2 separate regions of the Homo sapiens genome follow, and region 1 is linked to region 2. A link is a loop called in an ENCODE intact Hi-C map of the cell type or tissue named here. Cell type or tissue: mammary epithelial cell. All regions are shown on one strand. Each heading gives the region's core, and the rest is flanking DNA. Links, peaks and the distances in the headings are about the cores only.

The links. A loop is a pair of places that touch in the nucleus more often than their neighbours do. Peaks named below come from ENCODE experiments on the same cell type or tissue, not always from the same donor. Only the 100,000 strongest peaks of a DNase experiment are listed, where the experiment ranks them.
Region 1: a loop joins it to region 2, with 2.0 times the contacts of the local background. A loop is called at or near these places in 20 of 110 quality-filtered maps.

The regions. Positions count from the first base shown.
Region 1 is chr14:24,656,505-24,672,192 of GRCh38, forward strand. No RefSeq gene overlaps it. Among named protein-coding and RNA genes, the nearest start is that of GZMB, 30 kb to the left of the region's middle. In mammary epithelial cell, for the core only: no CTCF peak of the experiment used is centred there; DNase peaks (open chromatin) are centred at 8,027 and 9,267; H3K27ac peaks cover 1,862 bases.
Region 2 is chr14:24,603,611-24,619,298 of GRCh38, forward strand. It overlaps GZMH (granzyme H), which reads right to left and starts at 6,075. Exons shown (of 5, transcript NM_033423.5): 1 at 5,949-6,075; 2 at 4,655-4,802; 3 at 4,002-4,137; 4 at 3,539-3,796; 5 at 2,870-3,136. The coding sequence starts at 6,003. The coding sequence ends at 2,993. RefSeq lists an enhancer at 2,157-2,656. In mammary epithelial cell, for the core only: no CTCF peak of the experiment used is centred there; DNase peaks (open chromatin) are centred at 8,841, 9,801 and 10,351; H3K27ac peaks cover 3,052 bases.

The DNA.
Region 1 (15,688 bases), core at 4,371-12,370, 52 kb after region 2:
TCTCATTTAACCTTAGATCAATTAACATAATTTGCCACACATATTTAAGAGAACAATCCTAAAATCAGCTCAATAAACTTAAGAGCTTTTGATAAAATTTAACATCTCCTCATAATAAAAATACCCTTTTAGTAAACAAAAATGGAAATAAATTTCCTTACCCTAATAAACAATATTTGTAAAACCTACAGAAACCATTTAATCCATCCCTCCTCTAGTAAGAAGACCGAGGTTTCCATCTTTCCCACAAGAATGCATGAAAGCCCTTCTCTCCAGGCTGCTTTTCACACAAGCCTGTGATTCTGGTATTCTACTACCAGCTCTCTTCCTTGAGCAGGCTTGAATTTGGAAGTGGTCCCCAGTGGAATGCTGTTAGGGAAATCTTTCGAGATTGAAGAGAGAGGATGTGAATAGACTGAAGAGAGAAGCAGAGCTAGATCAGAGATGGGGAGAGTTCGCAGCGCTAGCAGGTCTTTTTCTACCTTTAGTCACAGCTCCCTGGACCAGATGCCCTACTCTGACATGTGTTCCCGTGTTTGGAGGCCTGGGGTTCTCTTGTTCAGGGGAGATCACCAGGGCACGGAAACCAAGCTCCACCCCTTCCCTGATAGGGCAAACCTGCAAATTACTGTTATGTAGTGGGTCCAGGTGTGGTAAATCCCTGACAAGAGGGATCATTGTAATGGTCTCTCATGAGTTGCACAGTGAAAAGGCTTTGGCTTCTTCACGTTTTAGGTAAAATCAGAATCAGACGTTTATGGAGGGCAGTGTGGGGATAGTAGTTTGGGGCCAAGAGTTCCATTCGTTTTTGAAGGAAAACTGAGAAAGAAGAGGAACTGAGATTCCTAGTAATTCTGGGATATTATTCCCTGTGGATAAACCCCACTTTGGTCCCCTCATCAAGAAAGGTTTGTGCCTTAGTCTTCACGGTCCAGGACCAGGCTCTCTAAGTCATCTGCTAACTTAATGTTCCATGACTAAACAAGCAGTACTATTTCTTTCCTTTTTTCTTCCTCTCAGTTGGTGCTCCATCTATACCAGGTTGCTACTTCATGTTTGGACTTGGATGAAACAGCATACTATAAGGCATGAAACCTGGCTTCCTGAGTGACAGCTGAGAGGAGAGATGTAGCTGAACCAATCAGCTACAACGTCATTCCAGTGTCCATACTTACATAGTGGAAAATCCTCTAAAGCCCACTTCTGAGAGAACACTAATTTCTAGATTTCACATTTCCCGAATCCCGTATAAGATCAGTTCTTTCTTGGTTCAGAGGCACTACTTTACAAATATTGTTCTCCCTTGCCTAGCGAGCAATAAACTTAGCTTTTTGTTTCAGACACTGAATGCTATTCTTTCCTGTGACACTCCTTGAGATTGTTCTAGAGAAGTAAGTCCCACATGCTGAATGTCCGAGCTTGCTAAGCAACTTGCCTTGTCTCTTAGCAGCTTGTTGTGAAGTAGTGGGCAGCTATGGTACTATAACACACCAAACTGCATGGCATCTTTACTTGACTCATTCTTTTTCCTCACTATCATTGCCCTGGATTTGTACCTCCCAAACAAATTGTTATCATTTTTATCCTTGCTTCAGGCTCTGCTTTTATAGGAGTCCGGATAGGACAAAGTGGGAAAGTACAATTTTTGATACTTCTTCCTTTGTCTCAGGCTGGAAGTTAAAAGGTAAGACAGAATCTTCTCATAAATTAAAACAAGATAATTTCCTTGGACATCATGCCATTAATTTTGTTTTTCTCAGCTGAGTGAGGTGGTGTGTCCTATAGTACCAGCTATTCAAGAAGCTGAGACGGGAGGATTGCTTGAGCCTGGGTGTTTGAGGCTGTAGTGTACTATGATCATGCCTGTGAATAACCACTGCACAACATAGCAAGACCCTATTTCTAAAAGAAAAACAAAAAGTCTTTTATCTCCTGGAACTCTTTAAATATTTCTCCCCTCTGTTTAACTAAGGTATGTGATAAGAGGGTCTTTTCTTTTTCCCTTTTACAATATGTTTCTGGGAGACTGACCAGGAATTTCACCTAAATACTTCCCATTGGTAGAGTAAAGCCAGCATTGCAGCCTTATAAAGAACATTCTGAGATTCTCAGCCCAAGTGAGGGAAGGAAGACTGTCTTGTGCTTTGATATGGTTTGGCTCTGTGTCCATTGTAAGTTTCCTGAGGCCTCCCCAGCCATGCAGAACTGTGAGTCAATTAAACTTCTTTTCTTTATAAATTACCCAGTCTCGGGTATTTCTTCATGGTAATGTGAGAACGAACTCATACATGCCTTCTACAGGCAAAGCACATCATTGGGAAAATGAGATGTCTATATTGGCAAATAATTTAGTGACAAAGGAAGAGCTGTGGCTCAGTCCTCCAGAAGAAACTGCTGGTCTCAAAAGAGACTGTCTTTTCTTTCACACTTCCATATACTTCATTATTCTTGTATTGCAGTTATGTGATTATCCAACCAGACAGTGATGGCAACAACAGCCAAGGAATAATTGAATGTCCACTATGGCGTGCTCAATGACAGTCTTGAGGACAATGGAGAGCTTTTATGTTGTCAGGGAATGATGCAGATGTTAGGAAATGATGCAAAATACACAAGATGTGGATGTTAAGGCATGGGATGAGTATGGAGTCATAAGGAGAGAGGTAGTGAGAAACCGATAGTTTGTAAGTTACTTAGTAGATACTCAGAAGACTGTTGAAGGATGAGTGATAGAATAAAAGAGTGACTTTCCAGTAGCTTCTTGAGATCTCCAGTGAATCAGGCTTGGAGGAAACTTAGAATGAATTAATTATCTGCAAGTGAATTTTTGCATTTTTCTAAGTTTATGCAGCAAATCCATGCAACTTTTTATGTCTCTCCACAGATTATTTGATTTCTGACATTTGATCTCATCCCCTTTGTCTACGTTTTAATGGTTGTTTTTAAATTGAGTGATGTTCAGGCCCCTTCCTGCATATCTCTACCTTCCATCATTAAGGCTCCTTTCTAGGAACATGACATTCTAAAATGAAGACTAATTGTTTATCTTCAGTGTTGCCTTTTTATATAAAGAATAGATTTTCATCTTTAGGAATTCCACTAACTGTCTTTATTTTATGTAATTTCCATGCCAGTTTTTTCTTTATTATAAAGATTTCTTAGCCGGGAACGGTGGCTCACACCTATAATCTCAGCACTTTTGGAGGCTGAGGCAGGTGGATCGTGGTCAGGAGTTCAAGACCAACCTGGCCAAGATGGTGAAACCCTGTCTACTAAAAATGCAAAAAAAATTAGCTGGGCATGATGGAAGGTGCCTGTAATCTCAGCTACTGAGGAGGCTGAGGCAGAGAGCTGCTTGAACCCGGGAGCCGGAGGTTGTAGTGAGTGGAGATCGTGCCACTGCACTGCAGTCCGGGTGACGGAGTGAGACTCCATTTCAAAAAAAAAAAAAGTTTCTTTATTATAAAACGATTGCACACTACATGCCTGATGCTTCACCTCAACGTTTGCCTCTGGCATCTTGCTTCCAACCTGAACTCTGACCAGATGAAAGGGAGGAGGGCACAAATGATACACTTGGGGAAACCTGCAACAGGCAGACACCAGGAGCTTGGTGGGTGGAATCCATGTGTGAAAACCCTCTGTGCTATGGCTTTCAGATGGATGGTAGACCTTCCAACGTGGCCTGAGTTAGTCATGATAAAAAACCTTGGCAACATTTTCAGTGCCCTAAATTTGATAAAAACAAGATAATACCTTGAAGAAATGTCATAGAAAGATGAAAAATATTGAGGGAATGAGTTAGGGCTGTGAACGTACTGTGATTACTCAATAACCACAAACTTGCAATTAACTGCTGTAACCACAAATCACCCTTCTAGGGTTCGCTGTGTAGAAAGAGCCGTTGATTTTTTATAGTCACTGTAGCCACAGCTGGAACCTCATAAAGAGTTCATGGTGGGCCTTCGATCAAAGCTGGAGATGCTATTTCTTGCAAATTATGAATCTTTCTGTTGCTGTGAGCTGATATAGGGGATAGCCAAATTATAGCAACATTGGAGAATCAGTCCCTAGCAAAGGGTTTTGCATAATACAGATGAAGACAGAATGTCTCAAGTCTGGGAAATGCTTTCATTTAAAAAAGATGTATTAAGTACTCGCCCTGTAAGTGTTACTGTCAAAGCACTGGGAATCAAATGGTGAACACTAACAGATTTAGTTTCTAATCTTGAGGAGTGAGACATAATTAACCAAAGAGAACTTACTTATATGATTATAAATGGTGGCAAGTAATCTGAAGGAAAAAAATTATCAGAGAGTATGATAGGCTAATTGGATATTATATAGGGGTCAGGAAAGACTGCCAGTAATGCAAACATACAGCTGAAGATGAAAAGTGTTCTCTTGCCTGTCAAAGAAATCATCTTGAGGATCACATATGTAGAGTTTCTGGAGTGTTCTGAGAAATAATGATAAATTATGCTCAAAATTAATTTCTTCTCTTTTCCATCAATATGTGGAATTCAAAGGTAATTGGCAGAAATCGATAAATTGAAGTCTTTGAAATTGTAAATCTACTGTTCAACCAAAGGTATCATAAAGTGCAAAAACAAGTCTGGATTGGGAAATAATATTTATAATGATTTACCTGATGAAAATTGGTATCATAGAGTTGCTTCACAGAGTTGCCAGAATGAGATTTTCATTTTAAAATCCGGTTAATGAGACTTATTTTCCAAAAGCTGTTTGATATTTTCAAATTTCATATCAGATAAAACCTAAGTTTCTTAAATGCCAAAAGTGAGAGTGTGGGTGGGGTTTGGGAGGGCCTCAACCAGCTCAGTCTTGTCCAAATCACTAACCCTTCCATTTGGTAACAGAATAATACAGAATTACTTGGGGTTATCAGGAAATGCCCAGTTTTGACTCTCCAAGCTGCATTTTCATGGGCGGTTTGGCACACTCAGAGTGCCTTGAGTGTGTCTCCCTTTGGTCTGACCTCTGTTTGAACACTACCACCTCTAGGAGCCTCCCTTCATGCCCATGATGTTTAGGAGGGGTTTCCACTATACTTCCATGTCTTTCTAACTTCATTATACAACTTATGATGACTTAGGACTGCATTGTCCTAACTTACTGGCAGATAGTACATCTCCTTTAGACTATAAACATTTTAAAGGCAGGAGGTATGCCATTTAACCTTTGGATTCTGAGCCCATAAATGTTCCGGATGGTAGAAGCTGTTTGTTTCTGGGTCTATGCCTGTAAGGCTGAGGCATTATGGGGTTCCTGGAAAGAGAAGGGCTTAGGACCATTTCACTACAAACCCCTCTCAAAGGGGACAGGACTCTCAGATGCAGCACTAAAGGGCATGCCCTAATCCTGCAAAGAGGTCAGGAAGACATATTTTCAGCTAGGGCAGCCAGTGTACAGACAGTGGGCAGAATCTAGAGAGGGGAAACCCAAGCGACTTAACCTCCAGACTGAGAGATGGACAGCCTGTCTGTCTGTGGAGAGATCAGAAACCCAGGGTGGGGTACTAACTAATGAAGAAAAAAAAAACTTTATTTTATATCTTGACTTTTTAAATTATTCCCCAAATGAGTAAAAGTCCAGAAAGTCTTTATAAGAATAAAAGACAAAATAGTAAATGATAACATAGCTAACATTTATCAGGTGTTAGTAGGGGCCTGGCTTTTTTCAAAGTGCTTTATGTGTATTAACCCTTTTAATTCTTAAAACAAGCTCTCGAGTGGGTACCATTGTGAGGAAACCAGGGCAGAGGTGTGTAAATATCTGGCACAGTGTCTCAGAGCTAGAGGCAGAGCTGGCTTTCAAATCCAGTGGTGTGGCTGCGGAGTCCATGCTTGTAACTGCTATGCTCGAATGCCACTTATGAGTGAATCCTTAATCTTGTACCTGTTGTTTTAATCTGAGGTCTTTTTGATTTGCATTTGAACCATTGTTACCAGAGACTGTGGTTGAAGAGGAAAACATCTCCCTGTATTGTTAAAAGTTGGCATATTGGATACCCGGGGCACACCAGTACTTTCATATAAGAGACAGTTATTAATGACCCAGGCTGGGAGCTTTAAATAGAAGTCTAGATGCTATTTTCCACCAACTTCAAGCCTGTAGAGGATGACAGCCGAATGGAGGAATATAGGTATCACTGTGTTTATATAAGAAGCACATTACATAGAAAGTTTTTCTACAGGAAAAGAGAAAGTGTGGCAGCAAATATAGCACAAAATAGTCACGCTGAAGGGTAAAAGGGAATGCAGTTAAAGAGACTGTTCTGGGAAGTTAGCCTCACTTCCTTACACCCCCTTCTCTAGTTTCCTGACATTCTATTCGTTGAAGTCACCCAAGGGGGGCTGGCCTCACTTTGGCAGCTTCTGTGGATAGGAAGTTGATAGGGAACCCAGGCCAACTTTGTTGAGAATTCGGGGAGGTCTGCTCTGTGGTGGCTCTGATTGGGTCTAGTCGCATCTGTGGTGGCTGCTAGGGTGAAACAGACCTTCTATTCCTTTGTGGTCTCCTGCTGCAGACTGGAGATCCTCATTCTAATGTTATGCTTTCTGCAGAGGGCACAGTTTATGAGAGGCAGTTACTACAGACGTAATGTTGAGGTGGGGTGGGGCAGATAGTTGTCATACACAAGTGGAGCTCCAGTCCAAGAGGTTTCCATGGGCAGGATGGCCACGGGGCCTCTGCTGGCCTGCATGGTGCCATTATACAAATTAGGAAAAGGCACCTTTTTTCTGAGATTGTTTACTTCTATCTACCAGAAAATTATCACAGTATACTGACTGAGTTAGAAAAGGGCACTTTGCTAAAATCTGTTGTTGAATTTGTCATAATAAATATATAAATCAGCTGATGTCTCCAGTGTGAATGATCACCCTGTCAGGTGTCTAAGGACTGTTGTCTTTTAGTTCTGCTCTCAAGGAAAAGAGAACCCATCCTTCCCTTGGGTCCCTCCAACTGGAGGATAAGACCTAAGCTTTAATAATCGCTTGACAGTTTCTCAGATCACTAGCCCAGTCTTCCCCCTCATTATTAAGTTCCTCTTCTTTGCCTCCTGCTAGCCTAGACTTTTCCTTATCACTGGAAGCTGAACCAGTCTTCATATTTCTTGGAGGAACCCATGAGAAGAAAATACTCTTTTTCTTACAGGGTCCACTGAATGTCCTGACTTTCCACTGATGACTTGTGGTCCCTAAATCCTGGTCTCCCCTGACCTCCCAGGTCAAATCTAGGTGACCATTGGCCACCCACAGGTCCACCTGCTCTTGTTTCTACCAAGGCCTCTGTGCCTTCTGATTGGATTAGTGTTCACTCCCTTAGCGTCTAAGCCTTTGAGGTAATCTTGAACCTGATCCAGAGAAGGTCTAATGTCCTAGGAGGGAGAGATCCCAAACTGAGCTCTTCAACTGACCCTGAACTGCCTCCTGCCCATTTTTCTCAATTATAACTCTTGAACTTCATGGCATTTGTGGCAGGCAGAATCCTAAAATGACCCCCAGTGATCCTCACCCTTCTATAATCCCTACCCTCTGAGTGTGGTTGGAACCTGTAAGTAGGCTGGAATCTGTGGCTAGGATGATTATGTTAGATTGTACAGCAAAATGGGGGTTGTCTGGGTGGGTCCAATCTAATCATATGAGCCCTTCAAAATCAGAGCATGTTCACAGCTTGTTGCAGCAGAGAAAGTCATACATAGAGGTTCCAAATTTGAGAAGGATTTGAGGTACTCCTGCTGGCTTGAAGATCCTGGGGTTCCTGTGCTGAGGACTGAGAGCAGCCTCTAGGAGCTGAGAGCTGCTCTCTACCGAGGGCAGCAAGAAAATGGGCCTGCAGTCCTACAACTGCAAGGGATGAAATCCTGTCAACAACCCGAATGAGTTTGGAAGCTCATTCTTCCGCAGAGCCTTCAGATGCGAGCTCAGCCTGGCTGACACCTTGATTTTGGCTCTCTGGGATCTGGGCAGAGAGCTCAGTTGAGCCTGCCCAGACTTTTGGCCTACAGAACTATGAGATATTAGGTGTTATAGTAGGCTGATGAATTTGTGGTAGTTTGTTACACAACAATAGAAAATGAATAAGCATTAATCAGAGATAGTCCACCTAAAAGAATCTTGATATGTTCTCAGGGTTAAGCAAGAAAAGAGAAGGAGAAAAAAAGAAGACAACAACAATTTCACCCGGAATGTGACCTAAAGAAATAAAAAATGACCTTTCTTTTATGGTTTTTTTTTCTAAGTTAACTTACTCTGGCTCATCTGAATCTTTTTATTTCCCCCTTTTCCATTTCCCCTAACCCTAACTTTCATCTCACACCTAAATTGAGACTGTGTGTGTGTGACTGTGTGTGGAGTACGTGGGAGTGCATGAATAAGAGGCATGGGATAATAACCAGCAGATATTTATTGAGCATCTATTCTGCATTTAGTAATATTTTAAGTGATTTATATAAATTCACTTCACCTATGAGAGTCCTGGGAGGCTATGCTAATATTGTGACTGTTTTATAGTTGAAACCAAGGGATGGATAGCCAGGTTAAGCCAAGTTTGTGTATTTAGGCAATGGTGGAACCAGGATTGAGTTCTAGGCAGTATGGCTGTAGAGTGTGCAGACTTAACTACTACACAGAAAATCTTTATCAAAGTTAAACTTCCTTTTGGTATAACAATGTATCCCGTGTGTGATGGTGAATTCCAAGCCCCCTTGAAACTTCCCTGCACCATCTGCATAGCGACTGTTCCCTGGTCCCCTTAGAGGCCTCCTGATATACAGATAAGGTCAGATCACCTGCACCTCCTAAGGGTGGTGATGGTGGGGAGTGGTCTTGTGATTTTCTTGCATCAGGAGTATTCTTGAGAAGATTTCTGAGTTAAATTGAGAGGGAAAAGTCTGAGAGAGAAAGTTTTATAGCACACCTGGGCCCCAGCTAGGCTAGGTCAGGAAGGGGAAATATCAGATCAAGGACTGAAAGAGAAAGTGCCAAGGAGGTAGAGTCTGAGGATCATGGAGACTCGCCCCTGCATGGCCCTGCTTCCTGAGATTCCAGGGGAGAGTGCTCCTGCCACAGTCTAATTTACACAGTCATCAACTCTGCCCAGGCAGGGAGCCCAAAGAGACCTCTGCCCCACCCCTAGTCCGATTAAAAAAACATCTGGTGGTTTCAGAATGAGTTTCCTGTCACTGGCTGGGGAAGATTCCGTAAGACCATAGGTGTTTTGGACACTACAATGAAGAAGAAACATAGGCTTGTGGCTTTTCCCACTAACCCTTCAGCTGCACTGACATGAAGACATGGTGAGATAGGGTGGGCCAATTTTTTTCCTGTGCACTATCACAGGTCTGGTTGCATGGGTCCCCTCCGTGGTGACTAATCAACCACATCCAAATGTCTCTTATAGCTGCAAGCTATAGCCAGGGCCCCTTATATCTGGGCTGCCAATCTGAAGTACATAGTTTCATTACAGAGTCCAAACCTGTCTGCCCTGGGAGATGAGTTTTATTAAGATCCCTCCAATCATCCTCAAGATTTTCATGGTTCATGTTTGTGGAGAAGGCTGTAAGATTCAGTGGTTTTACTTTTAAAATGGGGATATTATTTGTGGCTGACACAAATGCCCTGTTGCCTGCCCAATACCCATCTCCTCTTACTTATTAAAGAACTCAAATTTTTATCCAGTGGTAATGTACCCAGCTAAAAATATTCAAGTCTCCCAGACTCCTTTGCATGTAAGAATTTACAAGTGATACAGTTCTAGCTAATGAAAGTCAACAAGCAGGGTCTCAGGAGAGATTTTTTTTAAAGGGTATCTTCTCTTCAGTCTTTTGTTCCTTTCTTTTTTTTTTTCTTTTTTTTTATTATTATACTTTAAGTTTTAGGGTACATGTGCACAATGTGCAGGTTAGTTACATATGTATACATGTGACATGCTGGTGCGCTGCACCCACTAACTCATCATCTAGCATTAGGTACATCTCCCAGTGCTATCCCTCCCCCCTCTCCCCACCCCACAACAGTCCCCAGAATGTGATGTTCCCCTTCCTGTGTCCATGTGTTCTCATTGTTCAATTCCCACCTATGAGTGAGAATATGCGGTGTTTGGTTTTTTGTTCTTGCGATAGTTTACTGAGTATGATGATTTCCAATTTCATCCATGTCCCTACAAAGGACATGAACTCATCATTTTTTATGGCTGCATAGTATTCCATGGTGTATATGTGCCACATTTTCTTAATCCAGTCTATCATTGTTGGACATCTGGGTTGGTTCCAAGTCTTTGCTATTGTGAATAGTGCTGCAATAAACATACGTTTGTTCCTTTCTTATCCTGCTTGGAACTTGAACACTGCCTAGAGAAGGAGGAGTCATCTTATGATTATGACATGATAAGATTGAGGGCTTCTCTCTCCCTCTTTCTCTCTCCTTTATTAGTTGGCTTTCTTCTTTTATCTCCATCACAATGTCTTGTTTACAATCTAAGTTTTCTGCTCATGGAATAGCTGGTGATGGTGATACTCTGGTGAAGCACTCTATTGAATTCACTACTCTGTTATGGTTTCTAGAGGATGTCACCTTCTCTACAGAATGTTCAGTGATATTCATTCATGTGGAGATGTGGGTCTGGAAACATCATGCATCTGGAAGTGAGAGGGATAAGCTCATTTCAAAGACCATAGGGCCCATACATTGTCTTAATAAAATGTGACAATTCTCTGATCTCATGGAAAGAAGCCTTCTTACTAAGGGAAGATAACAATAAATGCCAAATGCTCTTAGCTTAAAATAAAAAAAAAATCAAAGAGGCAAGAAGAAGAGAGAAAAAGGAGAAAGAAGAATAAGGAAAGAAAACAGAGGGAAAGGAATCAAGATGAAAAACAGCCAGAAGCATTAGAAAGTAGCAGTGGAAGTGGAAACTTGTGAAGGGCTCCCAGGGAACAACCCTGAAATGCAAAAAAGAGAAGCCCTTGGCAGAAGAAAGCTGGATCATCTCTGAAAGCTTAGGGCAGAGCACACCTGACTTCAAGAACCCTCCAAAAGCAGTACTGCACCACAGTAATTAAAGATACATAAAATATCGGCAGTTTGCAGGAACATTTAGATACAAGGCAAGCTATTGGAAGTCTCTGCAAAAGCTTCTGAGGCATGCCGATTGCTCAGCAAGTAGACTGTGGAAGATTCTCTGCAGTACAGCAGAAGCTAATTCACAGCACAGTAGAGTTTTTATTCCCAGAAAGTAGTGTGAATACAAGCAGGACTACAGAAATGGGCATGTTGACAAAGTTATTCTGTTATGAATATCAACATTTTTCAATTAAAGGCAAAAAATTAAAATAAGTAATAGTGAAGAAGAAAAAAACTTAGAAGAGGTAAGCATACAAAAATGTTGTCAAATCAGCTCAAAATTTCTTCATGGAGGTTATGTGATAGTAATTCTCAGAAATGATGGATGATTGAGTTCCTTGTAGAGTATGAGTATCTTTAAGATTTGAGCACCATTTTATGTAGCCAGCAGGATACATTGATGATTAAGACATGTTAAATTTGGAAATGTAAATGTTTCATTTTTCTTCCTTTGAGAGAAGGAAGAAACTAGAAACTCCTGAACTAGAAAGATGGAAAGAAATACTTCTCCCCAAACTTTGTTAGGGTTTGAAAAATTAATCCTAGATTCTGGGTTTGGAAGTTTGTGAAAGACTATTGGGAAAGGAAAAAGGAAGGATAAAGTTTGAGGGGGAAAGCAATGTGACTTGAAGATTCAGGAGGTGGGGAGGGGTTTTCCTTAGCCTAGAAAAAGATATCCCTTGCCTGGGGGTTGGGTGAAGGCTGTGCATTCTGAGACCTCTGAGACTTTCTCAAGCTCTTTGGAGGCAGAGACAGATAAGAGCCAGATTTCATGGAAGTGGCAGAAAAAATGGAGCACTGGGCTTAGGGCTATTAGCTTCCATTGAAATTCCTGTCATCCTAATGGGTGTGAACACTGCAGAGAGTCACAGAATGGTAGGAGACTCTGCTCAGAGAGAACAAACGTGTTATCAGTAAACCTCCTGGATTGATGGCATGTGACCAGGGAGAGAACTTGCCAGCCCGTCAGCCTTGGTGTTAAGACCCTGGAACTATTACTTGTCCTTAGGTTGAAGTAAGTCTCAAGAATGGCTAACTAAAGTTAAATTCCTTGCCAGCTCAAATGCATGGCATGCTTGAGTCAAAATTACATCAATTTATAGAAAATAAAAGATGTGTTATATTTCAAATTTTGTAATTTTAGACTTTACACATGTATGTTGATAAGTTTGAGTGCCATATTTTATACAAATGCAATGCTTATTTGTGAAAAGATAACTGAACAACCTAACAGAATCTACAAACTAATAAAAAGTTCAACAGGGTTGCTAGATACAAGATAATTATCAGCATCAATTAAGTTCTAGACACTTACAAAAATTATGACATATAATTTTAAAAAGAATTTTATTTACAGTAGAAACAAAGTCTCTAAGGTATCTAAAAATAAGTAATAGGTACCTGAGGCTTTTATGGAGAAAGTTATTTTTAAAAAAGAAAAGTAAACAGGGAAACATACTTAATCTCTGGATGAGAAGACTCAACATTTTTAAAGATGTCGATTCTCCCAAAATTAATTGACATGTGATACCATTCTCATCAAAAGCCCAATAGGGGTTTTCAAGGAAATTATGTTGTTTTTAAAATTTGACTAGAAAACCAAAAGGCCTAGAATAACCCAGAAAAAAATTAGAGTAGAAAAATATGGGAGCTTACCTTACTAAATACGAATATTTGTTACAAGACTACAGTTATTAGGACAATGCAGCATTTATACAGAAATTAAAAAAAAAACTAGTAGAAGAAAGTAGAAAGTTCAGAAATTGACCTCCTCATCTATGAACTCAATATACTACAAAGCATGAGGAACTAATAGGGAAAAAAATGGAGCCTGATCAGTGGTGCTGGATGATTCATTATTCATGTGGGGGAAAAATTAAGTTACACCTTTAATTTACACCATTACCAAATAGAAGTTAAAGACAGTTATAGACCTGAATGTAAGAAACAAATGTTTATAAGTTTAAAAGAAAAGATAGAATATCCTATGACTTTAGGGTGTAGATAGAGTATCCTATGACTTCAGGGTAGAGAAGTTTCCTTAACTAAACACAAAAAGCACAGACCACAAAAGAAAATGTTAATATATTAACATTTAAGTGAAAAAGATCTGCACACTAAAAGAAACCATAAAGAAAGTTAAAAGACATGAATTCCAGAGCAATCTATTCCCATGAAGCATGTTCTTTTGGCAAGACATAGGTTTGGCAACAGATTTACTCAAGTTTGAATATTAGCTTGACCGTTTACTAACTTTGTGACTTAAGACCAAGTTATTTGAACTCTTGAGCTGTTTCCACATACATTAAAAAATGTCAGCACACAGGACTGCTAAAATGATTAAATGAGATAAGGTATGTGAAATACCATGCCCAGAGCTTGGCACATGGTAGGTACCAACCATAAACCAATTTAATGGTGTGGTTTTACCCAGGTAAATGCTGGTGAACTTTACATCTTCATTGTGAGCCAAATACATAAAGCTGACCTAGTTCGCAGATTTTAACCCTATAATTTCCCCTGCACATGCCAGCCATTTAGAAATAGTGGAACAACTCTTATGTCCCCCTTAATTATTTTATTTTTTTAAAGAGGGCTGTCTTTAATTTTCGATTTATCTTCTGAGATTATTTCAAATCTTCTTATCCATGTCAAATTTTATCTTCACTTCTTATTGACCCAATGGATGTTAACCATCTTCATACTCCGGAACATTCTTTATGGTAACCTAAGTGTAGCCTGTTATTTAGAATAGGAAACCATCATCAAACTGGTTTATTCTGCAGGCACTAGTCATGTATGAAACCACCTAACTTAGTACCTGGAACAAAATTGATGCTTAATAAACTTGTGTGGAATATAAGTCATCATAATGTTAAAGATTCTATTAAAAATTATAAATATTTCAACATTTAAAACATGGAGAAAATAGTGCCATAATACCCATGCACTCATCATCCAGATTAAACAGTTGTCAAGGCTTACTATATTTTAAAAAAAATGCTACTTTAAGTATTGCACACTGAAATCTGTTCTGAGTCAAACATTAGAAAAGATTTGGAAAAAAGTATGACCTGGTATTACCTCAGCCATGGCATCACATCCCTTCTTGTGACACATCAGTCATGGGTGGGCTCTCCAATAGGCTCACCACAAACACCTGGGATCGAATGCCAGGAAAGGTGAGGGAGGACCCTTCTTCACACTTCAGGCACACAGAAATGAAAGTTGAAGAAGAGGTGACTGTGGTTGATTGTTCCAGTAATGTGCAAATCATAGGTCAGGTCTTTTAAATACTATTCTGTCATATCAAATGAATCCAACCATATTACAGCAAAGGCTTTTCTGGAAGGTGAAAAATTTACATGCCATACTCCACTTTAATTAAAAACAATGAATGAATGTAAAGTCCACATCGACACGGAAATTTTTCCTGGAAAAATGACAGGGTTTCTCCACTGGGGCCTATACTCCACTTCATTTGTGTTAGGAAACTCTGAGGAGAACCCACACCCACATGTGTAGATTGAGTTTCCATTATCCACCTGATGATTCTCAAATATAGAGGTCCAGTCCAGAATTCTCTCCCTAGCTCCAGATTGATAATCCTAATTGACTTCTGGCACCTTCAGTTGGATTCTCCATGGACATATCAAACTCAAGGTACAAAACTGGGCTAATTATTTCCTCTCCCTTTCCAAATGGAACCTTCTGGAACACCTCAGTATTCTTGGGTTTAACTTTCATAAACTACTCCTACTTTTAGAAAATTGAAGTAAAATCTACATGACATAAAATTAACCATTTTAAAGTGCACAGTTCAGTAGCATTTAGTACATTCATACTGTTTTGAAATCATTATCTCAAGACATTTTCATCACCCCAAAAGGAAACTTCCATACCCATGAAACAATCACACTCCATTCCTCCATTTCCCCCAGCCCCCGAAAAACACAATGTATATCTATGGATTTATCTGTTCTAGATATTTAATATAAATGGAGTCATGTAATATGCAACCCTTTGTGTTTGTCTTCTTTAACTCAATGTAATGTCTTCAAGGTTCACCCATGTTGTAGCATGAATCAGTACTTCATTCCTTTTTAAGGCTGAATAATATTCTACTGTATAGATATATCACATTTTATTATCTATTCATCAGTTGATAGATATTACCCACTTTTTAGCTATTGTGTATAGTGCTGCTAATGTTGAGCAACTGTCAAACTCTTCATCATTTTACATTTACATTCTACCTTTTATATTCCTGCAGCAACGTACAAGGATTCTAATTTCTCCACATTCTTGCCAACACTTGCTTTCCTTTAAAACATTAATTTTTATTTTAGCTATCCTAGTAGGTATGAAATGGTATCTCATTGTGGTTCTGATTCCTGTTTCCCTAATGTCTAATGATATTGAACCTCCCTCTCCCTATCTGCTCATGTCTAGTCTTGTGACATTAGGAAGAGGCAAATTTATAGCTCATTTTAGAAACATAACTGAAGTTTGAGGCAATGCATTCTTGGATACCAACCTTA
Region 2 (15,688 bases), core at 5,207-13,206:
TCAAATACTTTTTTTTCCACATAAAATCCAGCTCCTGCAGGTCAAAGAATCTCTTTTCTTTTTTGGATCTTTGTGTACAAGCCGTGAAAATACCGTTTTCTCAATGCTTATACTGAATCTGAATATTATCATTTTTGTAAATCCTTCCCAATCAGATAAGCAAAAGTTATTATTTTAATTTGTATTGATTAATTATTTTCCAAATGTTTACTTTTTTCCAAATGTTTATGAGTTTTTTTTTTAAAAATGAACTTGCCTATTAATGTTGTTAGCCTAGTTTTTTATAGCTGTGGATAATGTAGATGTTAATGGCTGCAAAATGGATATGTTGAATGCATGATATTTTACCATTTCCCTATTTTGGACATGAATACTGATTCTAATATGGGCTCTATTATTAAATAATGTTGCAATGAACATATTTATGAATAACCTTCACACACACAACACACACACACACTCTTCAGATCTTACATAGGATAAAGTCCCATGCTCAATGTCAAGTGTTTCTGTTAGATCTAAGAGGGAAGACTGACCCACCAGGCACTCTCTTACTAGGGTCCTTTGGCCCTGGTGGCAGAAATCTTTGGTCACTCTGCCGCTGTCTTTGGCTTACACCCTGGGACTCCATAGAGCTCTACTTGGCTGGTTTTTTGGGGTCTTTGTGCTTCTTCTATGTGATGGCCCCCTGACTCTTACGTGTGCTGCTGGTCACTTGCTTATCTCTGCATATATTGACTCCTCTCTCACCTGTGCTGCTGCCAGTACTGCTTCCCAGGGAAAGGCTTGGGAGATAGACATCATGACAGCCTTATGTGAAAAATAAGTCTATTTGTTTTTCCTCTTATTTTTCAATGTGCTGGATTTTTTCCCTGTATGCGTGTGATTTATTTGTTATTCTTTTCAGTGAAGTTTCTACTTTTTTCAGTGTTGGTCCCATTTGTTTCAGTGTTTGCCAGCTATTGTGAGTTTACAGTGTTCTGTCACATTTAACTCATTAGCAGTACTATTTGAGAGATCAGGATCCTAAATAAAGTCAACGGGGTCACTATTATATTAACTGTCTCACACTTGAACTGTAGCATTTCTTAAGTTTGTGGACTGAGGTTAATGTCTTCTATATGCAGAATAAACAAAGCCAAGGCTGCTCTGGTTGTCTTCTTCCTTCCTTCCTGATATAATTTGGCTCCGTGTCCGCACCCAAATTTCACCTTGAATTGTAATAATCCTCACATGTCGTGGGAGGGACCCAGTGGGAAGTTATTGAATCGGGGGGGCCAGTTTTTCCTGTGCTGTTCTCGTGATAGTGAATAAGTCTCACGAGATCTGATGGTTTTATAAAGGGGAGTTCCCTGCACAAGTTCTCTTGCCTGCCGCCATGTAAGACATGACTTTGCTTTTAATTCACCTTCCGCCATGATTGTGAGGCCTCTCCAGCCATGTGGAATTGTGAGTCAACTAAACCTCTTTCCTTTATAAATTACCCAATCTCAGGTAAGTTCTTATTAGCAATGTGAGAACAGACTAATACACTTCCACACCTCTGGACACAGACTCCACTGAGCATAGATTAAAAACTTTAGGACCTGAGAATCTCCAAGTCTCTTCTAATTTCACACACTGTCCTTCTGGAATCAAGCCAGATCATGCATGTGAGGCTGTAATGAACACTACAGGTAGAATATAGATAATTTAATTATTTTTAAAACAAGATTTCTTGTAGATTATAAATACAGATCCGTTTGTGCCAAACTGACCTGCCTGGTAGAAGCAGAGGAACCAGGAGAATTGAGATGAAACTTTTTATCATTGTAAAATTTCCAAAAGCAGGGACAGGGCCTATTATATGCCTGGCACAAAGAGAGAGATCAGCAAGTATTAGTCTATTGATAACTGGCATAGTGTTACTTCCAGCCCAGTGGCCCTGGAGCCCTCTGGTGCACAGCTGCCATAACCCCAGATTGCCAACAGGGGGAGTCTGGGTCTGAAGCCAGGCTAGGCTGAAAGATGTTGAGGCTGCTGGGTGGCTCCCCAGAAGGTGATGCCTGAGACCCTGGGGAAAGCTGCACTGGACTGAGGGCCTCAGCTAGCCCTGCCCAGGTGGAAGGTGAGAGCTGGCTCCTCTGATCAGCATCAGGTGGGCTGGCAGCCGAGGTCTGGCTGGGACAAGCAGTAGAGAAGAATTCACACAGAGCTGGGAACTCTGTTAGGGACATGAGAGAGAGGCTGGCTTCAGAACAGGGTGATCTAGAAGGGAAAGAAACTGGTAGCCAGGGCACTTGGGTGAAAAACTCTTGGGAGCTGGGAAGGCCGGCCAGGAAGGAAGAAGGTTGACTGAGCTCAGGGCTGGGCCCAGGGCAGGGAAGAGGGACCTAGGTGCAGAGGAGCATCTCAACCTCCTAAGCTGCAGGCAGACCTGGCTGTGGGAGAAGCCTGCCCCCATTGGAGGGACAGGCCCTGAAAATAGGAAACTGAGTACTCATGGCATGGCCCCTGGCCTTCTGAGTCCCTGGAGTTATTTCCTTTCCACTGCCCTGCTCCATTCTCTGCTACGTTGTTAGGGGAGTAGGTAGTTGGTTTAGAGACGATAAGAAATTCCTAACGTCCAGAGAGGTTTATTTTTTTTTGTGAAGGGAGAGGGGTGAAGATTGTTTGTTTATAATGGAGTTCAAACCAGCTCTAACAGAGGGTTCAGTATCAAAGACATGTGATTGAGAAATTAGTGAAAAAACTGTACAGCATGGGGTTTAGGGAGGAGGGAGGGCTGGGGGAGAAAGGAAGAAGCAAAAGCCAGAACTGACAGCAGACGGCTGCCTGGAGCAGTGTTGTTGCATATTGAAGATGGTTCAGTGAATAAATAAGACTTCAGTCATATTTACACCAGAGATCCATTTATTACAGTCCTGCAACCCCGACTGCCCACCCCTTGGGGATTCTTGCCTCTGTCCCAGAGATGGTCAGGCCCAGAGGAAGGTTAGTCTCATGCCTGCTGTTAGAGGCGCTTCATTGTTCTCTTTATCCAGGGCAGGAAGTGTGAGACCTTGATGTAGACTCCTGGAGGTGTCCCTTTTTTGTTTCCATAGGAGAGAATACCTTGGGCTACGTCCTTACACACGAGGGGCCCCCCGGAGTCCCCCTGTGAACAGAGAGAGGAAAGACTGAGCTAGTGTTCCCTGGGATGGGTGGTCTCTGTTATGGATTTTGTGTGACATCAGTGCCAGGCAGGCCTTGTCACTCACCTCCCTCAGTCCTGGGTCTCCAGCATGGCCCTGGCTGTGCTTTCTGGCTCTCCCCAGACCAAGCCTTTCTCTGCAATTCTCACGGACACTTTGGTGATAAGTGACTGTCGGATGACAGATCCTTCCCCTCCAGCCACCCCAGTCCACCCAAGGAGTGGACTAAAGACTAGATTCCAGGGGGACACAGGCTGCCCAAGCTCTGGGCTGAGAGCATAAAGATCTGGCCACTGTCATACCCCAGAACTCCCTCAAGTTCCTCTCTCCCTGTGGTCTTTCTGGGTAGAGGCTGGAAACCCAACCTTGAAACCGGTCTGTGTCTTCTTTGGATCCCCCACACAAATCTCAGTGGCTCTGCTGTAATTGCCATGGAAGAGACGTTCACACTGGCAGTCCTTCTGCACTGTCAGCAACACTTCCTGCAGTGTGGTTGCTAAAGTGCTCATTGAGACATAACCCCAGCCAGCCACACTGCACAGCTGCCCTGGCTTCACCTGGGCCTTGCTGCTAGGTAGCCTGAGAGGCCGCACAGCTGTGGTCCACTTGGCCTTTCTCTCCAGCTGGTGGGGAAGAAGCAAGAAAGTCCAGGTCAGGCAATGGCCTTCTGGGCCCCGACACAGTGATGGGGCTGCACAATCTTCCCTCTCCTCTAAGGCACAGGAACTGACCAAGAGGTCAGGATGGAAAGGAGGAAAGGGCCGGCATCCCAGTGGGAGTGGAACCAACTGGACCAAGAAGAGCAAGAGTGGCAGGAGTGTGCCTCACCTGCAGTAGCATGATGTCGTTGGAGAAGTTCTTAGGATTATAGGCTGGATGGGGGATGGGTCTTTTCACAGGGATAAACTGCTGGGTCCGCTCCTGTTCCTTGATATTGTGGGCCCCCAAGGTGACATTTATGGAGCTGCACAGAGAGCAGAGTGAGGATGGGGGTGGAGTCACAGGGGATAGAGCCCAGGAGCAGTGAAGAGCAGATGACAGCTGTGGCAGGGTAGGGCTGCAGCTGAGGGGAAGTTGAAGGGACAGGAGGGCTCCAGGGCTGAGTGACTGTGCCCTCTACTTCACAAAGACATGAAGAGTAGGGCTTCTGGGGGCTCTCTCTTGCCTTCAGGAAATATCATGAAATTGCTCGAGTTTGCATTTTGATCCTTAATGCATGGATTCAACCTTTACTACTGCCTTATTGGGCCAGTGTGTGAAACCATGCCACTTGCTCTGACCTCTGACCCTCTGACCCTCTGACCCTGTCCTATTTCTCAGCCTTTCATCATCTTAGTCCTATTCCCAGGTGGCTGCTCCGATGAGCTTTCATGGGCTTGTGTTACCAGGAACTCTGGAAGCTCCCCTGGGCTGCAGTCCCCAGGAGAAAACAAGGGTCCCTGTAGGGGGAACTCAGGAGGTGAGCTGGTGCTGCTCCTTACCTTCCCTGGCAGTGAGCAGCTGTCAGCACAAAGTCCTTTCTCACTAGGATGCCGCCACACCTCTTCCGACTCTTCTCTTGCAGAAACTGAACAAAGGCCATGTAGGGGCGGGAGTGGGGCTTGGCCTCATGGCCCCCGATGATCTCCTCTGAAAGGAAAGACTGGAAGATAAAGTAGCTGGGGATGGCTGCAGTCAGGAGAGAAGGCTTAGGACGACAGTGATTGAGGGTGAAGTGTTTTGTGTGCTGCAGACAGTGAGGGAGGGGTCCTCCTGAGCTCTGCAGGCAGTACTCCTTGCAGGCAGAGCAAGCTTTTCTGAACTTTAAGTCTCAGAACCTTCTCTCAGAAAGAATGGACAGTGCTTGACTTCTGCATCCTACTGCAGAAACACACATGGAGGAAGAAAGATCTATTTTCACAGTGGTAGAGCCCCAGAGGATCCTGGACAGGACTTCCCAGGCTCCTCCTTTTTAGTGAGTCTCTCTGATTCCTCTGAGCCTCTGCTGTCCTCCTGATTGGTGCCATTTTCTAATGATCTACCCATGAGCTTCTGGAGTTGGATTTTCTAAAATTCTCATGTGCCAGGGCTGAACACATTCTAGGTTCTCAGTAAGTGTTGTTTGGTGCATAAATGAATAGCCTCCAATTAGCCTTTGGCTGAGGTTTAGTGGGGGTAGTGCTGGTGGGATTCAGGACCTCAGGGATGTTAGAGGGGGTTATCACCAGGTCAGTGGAGTAGCTGAGGGCCTGCAAAGGCAGAAGGAAGTGGAGAAATCAACTAAAAATGAATCGCAAAGCCCAGGTGGAGCCAAGGTAATGGGAGAGCTATGGACACAGTCATCTTGCCATCTCTGAGATCAGTTGCACCATGGGCTTCCCTCCTGGCAGGGGTGACTGGGTGGGGGCACTGAATAAGTGGTTCTTAAGCTGAGTCCAGTAACAACTCCTATGACTGCAACTTGGTGTCTGAGCTCCTCTTTCCTGGGTTGGAGTGTAGAGTAATAATTACTTATCTTTTTTAGCTTCACATTCCCTACCAAATGCCTTTCTAAGAACAATCCACACTCCAGGTCATAAAGGAGAGGTCTAGGGAGAGGCTAACACCCATTAAACCTTTTAGGGAACACCCTTCATTTTTCGATCTTTGCTGAGTGTCTATCTAGCCTCAGATTTATAAGTCTGGGTGTGGAATGGGAGGTGGGCTCAGATTGAGGAAAATTCCTGACCAGTGCTCATGGGTACAGGGTATCTTATAAGATGGGTTCAGGCCTCTGGAATAGGGATAGTCACTTACCTGTCCCAGCCCCAGGGGTCAGAAGAAAGGCCAACAGGAGGAGGAATGGCTGCATTTTCTCAGGAAGGCTGCCCAGGTCAGAGCTGTTGGTGTTGACTCCTTCCAGAAACAAATGCTGGAGGGAGATGAAGGAGGGATGGGTACAGTAAACTCAGAGACCTCCTAGACTTGTCCCCTTCTGGTTTTGATGGGTGTCATTATAGAAGGTGGTTTATTAAAATTATCTGGTTTGGTTTAAGTTGACATGGCACTGTCACATTTACACCCCTGCTGCTGAGTAACAAGGTGAAAGCAAGAATAAAGAACAAGGAGGTGGAGCTGTTGAAGCTGTGGCTGCAGCTAGCAGAAAGGCTGGTACTGCAGAAGCTCCTCAGTGACTGAGAACCAAGAATGTCTCCTTTTCTCAGTTCTTGGCTCTTTTTCTACTCAGATAAAATCATGAATAATTATTTAGCAAGCCAGATCCAGGGATATGAGAGACATGGCTCTTGCCCTTGAAGAATTGATGGTTAGCAAGAGTAGACTGAAAATCTGGGGTTAGAGCACAAGATGGTAAGGGCCGTGGTGGGGAAATCTGCCTGTTGGTGTGAGACGGAGGCTGGACTTGCCTTAGCAGTATGCAGAGTTGCACACACCCAACAAATACTGCAAATGGCAACCCATTCCTATCTTACCACTATCTCAGATTCATATTTTTGGGATATTTAGAATCCCCTCTTTAAATATAAATATTCTGTGACAAAGATAACTTTTTTTATTCCACAGTTCTGCACAAAAGTTCTGGACTTGATATTTATTGAACCAAAATGAGTCATCATTGGGTCCACTGAAGTGTAGTGGACTGATTGCTTTATGCTTTGGTTATTTAGCCCTCCTTAAGCTGAGGTGGGGACTGTTCCACTCCATCTATGGTGCTTATGAATGAGGAGGGGATTTCCCTTGAGAAATGCTAGTTGTTGTTGCCAGGTGATGGAAAAATGGATGCTGATCATCCTGATAATAATTGTTCACTAAGGCCGGGCGCGGTGGCTCATGCCTGTAATCCTAGCACTTTGGGAGGCCAAGACGGGTGGATCACGAGGTCAGGAGATCGAGACCATCCTGGTTAACATGGTGAAACCCCATCTCTACTAAAAATACAAAAAATTAGCCGGGCGTGGTGGCGGGCTCCTGTAGTTCCAGCTACTTGGGAGGCGGAGGCAGGAGAATGGCGTCAACCCAGGTGGAGCTTGCAGTGAGCTGAGATCGCGCCACTGCACTCCAGCCTGGGTGACAGAGCGAGACTCCATCTCAAAAACAAACAAACAAACAAACAAAAAACTGTCCACTAAGTATTCTCTCAGTTTCCAGAGAGCCATGTCTCTGATGTCCCTTGGCTCACAGTCATAGGCTGTCCATAAACAAAAATGTGTATATATACATATGTTTGTATATTTATGTATATGAATATATATAAATATATATGTATAGTTAAGTAGGAACATGTAAATGATAAAATTAAACTTACCAAAAATTCTACCACCGGAGATCATTATTAATGCTTAAGCATGTTTCCTTCTACTATTTTTCTAGGTATTTATAAGGTGCTATTCCTGCTATTACTTTAACAGAACTGGGATAGGACTTTAGGTGATAGACTTTTTTGTGATGAATTTTCCAGGTGTTCTTTGAGCTTCTTGTATTTGGATGTCTAGGTATCTAGCAAGGACAGGGGAGTTTTCTTCAATTATTTCCTCAAATAAGGTTTTCAAGCTTTTAGATTTCTCTTCTTCCTCAGGAACACCAATTATTCTTAGGTTTGACTGTTTAACATAATCCCACATTTCTTGGAGGCTTTGTTCATTTTTTAAAAATTATTTTTTCTTAGTCTTTGTTTGATTGGGTTAATTTGAAAGCATTGTCTTTGCGCTCTGAAGTTTTTTCTTCCGCTTGTTCTAGTCTAGTGTTGAAACTTTCCAGTGGATTTTGTATTTCTCTAAGCATGGCTTTCATTTCCAGAAGTTGTGATTATTTTTTCTTTATGATATCTATTTCTCTGGGGAATTTTTCACCCATATCCTATATTTATGTATATATATATTTTTTAATTTTTAAAGTTGTTTTTTCACCTTTCTCTGGTATCTCCTTGAGTAGCTTAATGATCTTCTGGATTGTTTATCTGGCAATTCAGAGATTTCTTCTTGGTTTGGATCCATTGCTGGGGAGCTAGTGTGATCTTTTGGAGGTGATATAGAACTCTGTTTTATCATATTACCAGAATTACCTTTCTAGTTCCTTATCATTTGGGTAGACTATTTCAGTGGAAAGGTCTGGAACTCAAGTCCTGCTGTTCAGATTCTATTATCCCATGGGGTGATCCTTTGATGTGGTGCTCTCCCCCTTCCCCTAGGGATGGGACTTTCTGACCACTGGACTGCATTGGCTGTTACTGCTTTTCTGGGTCTAGCCTCCCAGTGGCGCTACCAGGTTCCAGCTGGTGCTGGGGAATGTCTGCAAAGAGTCCTGTGATGTGATCTCTCTTCAGGTCTCCCAGCCATGGATACCATTACCTGCTCTGGTGGAGGTGGAAGGGGAGTGAAGTAGACTCTGTGAGAGTCCTTGGTTGTAGATATGTGTAGTGTGCTGGGTTTCTTGAATGCTGGTTATGCTAGCAGTGAAGTTTTCATGTGGACACACTCAGGACCTCTGTTTAGCCAGGATGTTGCAGGCATTGGAATTAGGTGTTATCTTCTCCTTCCTGGGTTCAGGGTTATTCTGTCATGAGTTGCTGTAATGGCCTGTGTTGTTTGGCCTCCAGCCAAGAAGTGGTGCTTTCAAGAGAGCACCAGCTGCATTGGTAGTAGAGGGATCTAGGTTTGCCCTAAGTTGGCCAGGGTGAGTATTTTGGTTTCTCAGATGATGGGTGGGGCCTGAAAGCTCCCAAGAGTTTCTATCTTTTGTGTTTGGTTACCAGGGTGAGTAAAGAAATACCATCATGTTGGGGCAGGGTTAGGTGGGTCTGGGCTCAGAGTCTCCTTGGGTGGGGTTTGCTGTGGCCACTGTGCGGGATGTGGGGGTGGTTCTTAGGCCAATGGGGTTATTTTCCAGAGGGGATCTTGGCTACCTCTGTTGTGTCATATAATTCACCAGGGAAGTGGCGGAAAGCTGGTAGCGAGAGGTCTCACCCAGCTCCCACACAGTTGGCAAGGCCAGTCTCACTCCCAAAGTGCCCCACTCAGATCTTGCCCAAGGCTGTGAACTTTCCCACTGAGAAAGCAAGCATGGATTTCAGATATCACCCCTCCCCATCTGCCCACTCCAACGGGAGTGGCTTCTTTGCTTCTGAGTTCATGTGCTCATATTGCCAAAGCTCCCACTCGTCCCCTAGACTCCACTAAAGAAAGTTTGTGTCCAATTGAAACCACTACCAATTTCAGTTGGAAGCTTCCTTCACCTGGTGACCCCTCCCCAATTCCACTGGCTGCCTTCCCTGAGAGATCCTGTGAGATATAGTCAGGAATGGCTTCCCTGGGCTCAAGCTGAAGATTGGAAGTGCCTTGCAGTCTTCTGATACTGATACTTCTACTTTTATATTTTGTGTGACTGCCTACATTTGTTTCAGTTCAAGGTAAGGTTAAATTCTCCCTTGATCTGGATTTTCAGATTCCCCAGTGGGGATGTGTGTTCAGAGGCAGGTTTTTTCCCTCTCACACTTTGGGAACTTACAGTTTTTCACCTGTTTTGCAAAATTTGCAGCAGTGTCCTGCTTCTTTCAAAGGGTGTGTGAATTCCTTTGGTTTTCCTGGTGTGTTCCCGTGGTGGTTCTTGGAACAAAAGAACACAGTATGAGTCTTCACATACTGTTGTGTCCATCTAAGTGGGAGTTGCATGTGGGTTTAAAGAAACCTGACTCATGAAGGACTTCCCATTTTTTGTACTGCCATGATCATCAGTGCATTATTACTGTCTCACACTGTTTCTTCATAGTGTCTCTCATCCTTCAGATCTCACCTTTTACTGGTATTATTATGGATCCTAGTAATTTATTTAAAAAACAGCAAAAGCTTAAACTCTCCTCCTTTGAGTCTCATGGGGTTGGAGTGGAGTTGTTGGTTTGGATCCTTGCCCAGGTAGCTTTCAGATCCAGCCCTCATCTTCCTGCTGCTCTTCTCTGTGACACAGTCTACATCACACAGATTTCTCTGTCTGACAGCTCTGTCTTCTTGGACCAAGCCAATGGGTGGTGCTGAAGAATTAGGGTCTTTTTCCTTCCCACTCTTTCTTCTTAGCTTGCGGACTGTTTCAGGATGACTCCTCTGCTCTCCTCCTGGCTCCAGCTCTCACCTGGCAGGCTAGATATGGTTTCATATTCTGCCAGGTGATCAGGGTCCTGGCAACACTGCTTGCTCCCTCCATGCCTCCAGCTAGGTGTGGTAGTGGCTTCCTGCTATTGCTAATCTCTCGGTTGATTCATTTTACCCTCTTTGGCTCCTGTCATGTAATCAGTTCCCTGGAATAAACTCCTTTTGTTTGCAAATATTTGGAGTGGTTTCTGTCTTCTTGGACCCTGACTAAGACACTCTGGGGTATTAATTTCTTAGTGCTGTTATAACAAAGTATTACAAACTGCTGGCAGCAGGCAACAGAAATTGATTCTTTCACTGTTCTGGAGGCCAGAAGCCTGAAATCAAGGTATCAGCAGAGTTGGTTCTTTCTGGAAGTGTCTGGCAAAGTCTGTCCCATGCTTCTCCTAGCTTCTAGGGGTATCAGCAATCCTTGCCACTGCCTCGGCTTGTAGATGCATTGCTCCAATCTCTGTATCTGTTGCTGGGTGATCTTCCCTGTGTGTCTGTGTCCACATTTACCTGTTTTAAAGTGATGCCAGTCATTTGATTAGGGTCCCTCTTAATCAAGTATGAACTTATTCTAACTTAGTTACATCTGCAAAACCCTGCTTCCAAATGCTGTCACATTCATAGGTGGTGGGTGAACATAAACTTTGGGGGGACACTATTCAACCCAATACAGTTGGATTTTAGTTTGAGTCTTTTGTTCAACAAACAGGCCGAGACAAGGATTTAGTTAGAGGTAATTAATTTTTTTTCTGAGATAATTCCAAGAGACTGGAGCGAGGAAGTAGGAAGAATGAAACAGGGAAAATAAGGAGAGCTAACCATGAGTGCATTACTGAGCTACCTATTGCTGTGGGTATCTGGAGCTGAATCCTGCTGGGGACTCTTTGAGAATCCATAAAGAATGGATGTCAGCATTGTCTTTCCAAAATTCAGGAGGCTGGGTCATTTGCCTGGTAATTCCTGTTTCCAGGTGGTTGAAATTTGTCTCTAGGAGCATTAATTCTTTCTCACTTGAGGGCTAAGACTGCTCTTGGACAGAACAAATTTTTATAGCTCCAGAGAACGTCCTGAGAGAAAAGCTCAGAGGTGCTTGGGTGCCTGGGCACTCGAGGGGCAGCCCAAGGCACAGTGGGCCAAAGTGATGTATTGCAAGGAAAATAACATCTATTTCCAGGGCTATCTATGACCCTCCTTATTATCCAGGTCTGGCCTGTGTCTTATGGAGGAGGTGAACTCTCTTTAATCAGTTTACTAAGGTTTCTTCTTTTCGCTTGTCACTGCTTCAGTCTTCTGAAGAGGCAAGGTCCCTCCCCTGGGGCTCCTGCTGCTCTCATTCACTCTTCAAGTGTGGCCGCTCTCTTCTGCATCTTCACCTCCTCTGATGATGGAAGAAGACTTGACTCATTGGCTGTGAAGGAAAGTTAAAAAGAAGTCATGTTTTGTGTTTCTTTTCTATTTCTTTTTTAAATTTACAGTTTCTATTATTGACAGTACTTATTATGTGTTTGTTGTGTTAGTGATGTTTCCGCACTCATCTGATTCAGAATTTGTACAGCCACCTTAGCTTTAGTGCTTTTGTTTCCGGTCCACTCACCTAGTGGCTGGCTGATGGAAAGAATATCCTAAGGTAACCGGTCTGGGGCCCCAGGAGCTGTGTGTGATGTGCTGGATGATACTGGCTAAGCTGGCTCACTCCACATGCTGAGTATAGGTGCCAGGGAGAGATTATGTATATAGTTTGTCATTTGGGGTCAGATCAGGGGGTCTAATGGCAGTCAGGGCTGAGTCATAGGGTCAGAAGAACACAGATGTGCAAAACATGTGAGCTGGGATACATTTTCTCTAATATTTTGAGGAGAGCTGGTGCCTGTAAGCTCGGGGATATCAGAGCTCATCACATTTCTAACTGGCCTGCCTAACTAAACAATCAATAAACAACTGAAGATAAAATAATGGCCAAAAAATCTGTGGCTTGATTATGTTAAAGTTGATTGAAATGAAACACAGTGACAAGTGCAAGAAAAAAACTTAAAATGTACCTTAGAAAGAGTATGTGGCTAATTAGTTTGCTGAATAAATGAGAAAATACTCTATATCATAACAACAACTAGAATTTACTGAGTCCTTATGTTTTTAAGTACTTTATGTTCTTCCTATCATAGAATTATCCCAGAAATTATGCAAGGTAGGTATTGATACTATCTCTATTTTTACATGAAAAAGTTGTGATCAAGAGAAGTTAAGTAACTTGCTCAATCTCACACTGTGAGGAGGGAGTAGCCAGGGTTTGAGCATCATAGCTTGATTCCAGAGCATCTGATATTAACCACTACACCACTAAATTCCATGGAATCTGGAAAAAAAGAGGGTCAAAGATTTTTCTACAGCTCTTATGGGGTCCTTTTCTGTGTGAGACTCACAGATACTGGAGATGAGATTCCTTGGCTCTGTTGGAGGACACAAAAACACTAGTGATTAGATAAGGATGGTGAAGGCCATGCTTAGAGGAATGGAAAGAATGATGTGGAGAAATGCAGAAGAAGGTGTGCTTCAGCACTAAAGATTTTAGTCATTTAAAACAATAACAATATTTACCTTGCCCACGAGCCTGCAATTTGGATCAGGGTTGGTGTTGATAGCTTGTCACTGCTCCCCTCCATGTCAGCAGGGGCAACTTGAAGCCTGGAGGCTGGAATCATTTGAAGGTTCACTCACTCACAGGTTCAGCAGTAGTTGCTGGGAGCTTCATGTCTTCTTCATGGCGGCCTCCCTATGTTGCTTCACTGCATGGTATTGTTTCTCACCACTTGGTGGCTGGGTTTCCCAGAGTGATCATCCTCCCAAAAAGTGAGCCAGGCAGAAGCTGTGTCCTTTTTGTTACCTAGACTTTGAAGTCATATGGTATCCATTCTACAACATTCCATTGCTTGGAGCAATCTAAAGCCCCCACCCAGATTTAAAAGAAAGGGACATAGACTTTGCCTCTCAGTGAGAGGAGTGTTGAAGTCATGTAAGGAGAGCTGCTGGGATGGGAGATGTGCAGTGGCAGTCATTACAGAAAGTACAATCTGCCACATTGCGTTAGGTGCATGAAGGATTCGTCAGAGAAGAGTTGAAGCTACTTTGATTGGTATAAGCCTTGGGCATAGCTTTTGGATAGACTGAGATCTGCTTTGTCTAAACTTTATATACTATGAATGGAAGGAGGGTTAGTTTTCCAGGAAGACAATCTCTTTAGTGAATTACTAATTCCATGTGAACTAAAAACTGATGCCAGGGAGCCAAATAGTATCCTCACATTTCTGTCTAGGACACATTTCTGATATCCTTGTACAATAGTCTTCCTTTATCTGCAGTTTCAATTTCTGCAGTTTTGGTTACCCATGGTCAACAGTGCTCTGAAAACAGTAAGATATTTTAAGAGAGAAACCAGATTTACATAACGTTTATTAGAATATATTGTTATAATTGTTCTAGTTTTTTTATTTTACTTTAAGTTCTGGGATACATGTGCTGAACGTGCAGGTTTGTTGCATAGGTATACATGTGCCATGGTGGTTTGCCACACCTATCAACCCATCATCTAGGTTTTAAGCCCTGCATGCATTAGGTATTTGTCCTAATGCTCTCCCTCCTCTTGCCCCCCACCCCCCAATAGGCCCCAGTGTGTAATGTTCCCCTCCTTGTGTCCATGTGTTCTCATTGTTTAACTCCCACTTACGAGTGAGAACATGTGGTGTTTGGTTTTCTGTTCCTGTGTTAGTTTGCTGAGAATGATGGTTTCCAGCTTCATCCATGTCCCTGCAAAGGACATGAACTCATTCTCTTTTATGGTTGCATAGTATTCCATGGTGTATATGTGCCACATTTTCTTTATCCAGTCTATCATTGATGGGCATTTGGGTTGGTTCCAAGTCTTTGCTATTGTAAATACTGCTGCAATAAACATACATGTACATGTATCTTTATAGTAGAATGATTTCTAATCCTTTGGGTCTATACCCAGTAATGGGATTGCTGGGTCAAATGGTATTTCTTGTTCTAGATCCTTGAGGAGTCACCACACTGTCTTCCACAATGGTTGACCTAATTTACACTCCCACCAACAGTGTAAAAGCATTCCTATTTCTCCTCATCCTCATCAGCATCTGTTGTTTTCTGACTTTTTAATGATCACCATTTTAACTGGTGTGAGATGGTATCCCATTTGGTTTTGATTTGCATTTCTCTAATGACCAGTGATGATGAGTTTTTTTTTCACATTTTCATTAGCTGCATAAATGTCTTCTTTTGGGAAGTGTCTGTTCACATCCTTTGCTCATTTTTGATGGGGTTGTTTTTTTCTTGTAAATTTGTTTAAGTTCTGTGTAGATTCTGGATATTAGCCCTTTGTCAGATGGATGGATTGCAAAATTTTTCTCCCATTCTGTAGGTTGTCTGTTCACTCTGATGATAGTTTCTTTTGCTGTGCAGGAGCGCTTTAGTTTAATTAGATCCCATTTGTCAAATTTGGGTTTTATTGCCATTGCTTTTGGTGTTTTAGTCATAAAGTCTTTGCCCATGCCTATGTCCTGAATGGTATTGCCTAGGTTTTCTTCTAGGGTTTTAATGCTTTTAGGTTTTATGTTTAAGTCTTTAACCCATCTTGAATTAATTTTTGTATAAGGTGTAAGGAAGGGGGGTCCAGTTTCAGTTTTCTGCATATGACTAGCCAGTTTTCCTAGCACTATTTATTAAATAGGGGATCCTTTCCCATTTCTTGTTTTTGTCAGGTTTGTCAGATGGTTGTAGATGTGTGGTGTTATTTCTGAGGCCTCTGTTCTGTTCCATTAGTCTATGTATCTGTTTTGATCTGTTTTGCTACCAGTACCATGCTGTTTTGGCTACTGTAGCCTTGTAGTATAGTTTGAAGTCAGGTAGCGTGATGCCTCCAGCTTTGTTCTTTTTGCTTAGGATTGTCTTGGCTATATGGGCTCTGTTTTGGTTCTATATGAAATTTAAAGTAGTTTTTTCTAGTTCTGTGAGGAAAGTCTACCATTGACTTTCCTGGTGTCTTGTTGGTAGCTTGATGGGAATAGCATTGAATCTATAAATTACTTCGGGTACTATGGCCATTTTCATGATATTGATTTTTCCTATCTATGAGCATGGAATTTTATTCCATTTGTTTGTGTCCTCTCTTATTTCCTTGAGCAATGGTTTGTAGTTCTCCTTGAAGAGGTCCTTCACATCCTTTGTAAGTTGTATTCCTAGGTATTTTATTTTCTTTGTAGCAATTGTGAATAGGAGTTCACTCATGATTTGACTCTTGGCTTGACTACTGTTGGTGTACAGGAATGCTTGTGATTTTTGCACATTTATTTTGTATCCTGAAACTTTGCTAAAGTTGATCAGCTTAAGGAGTTT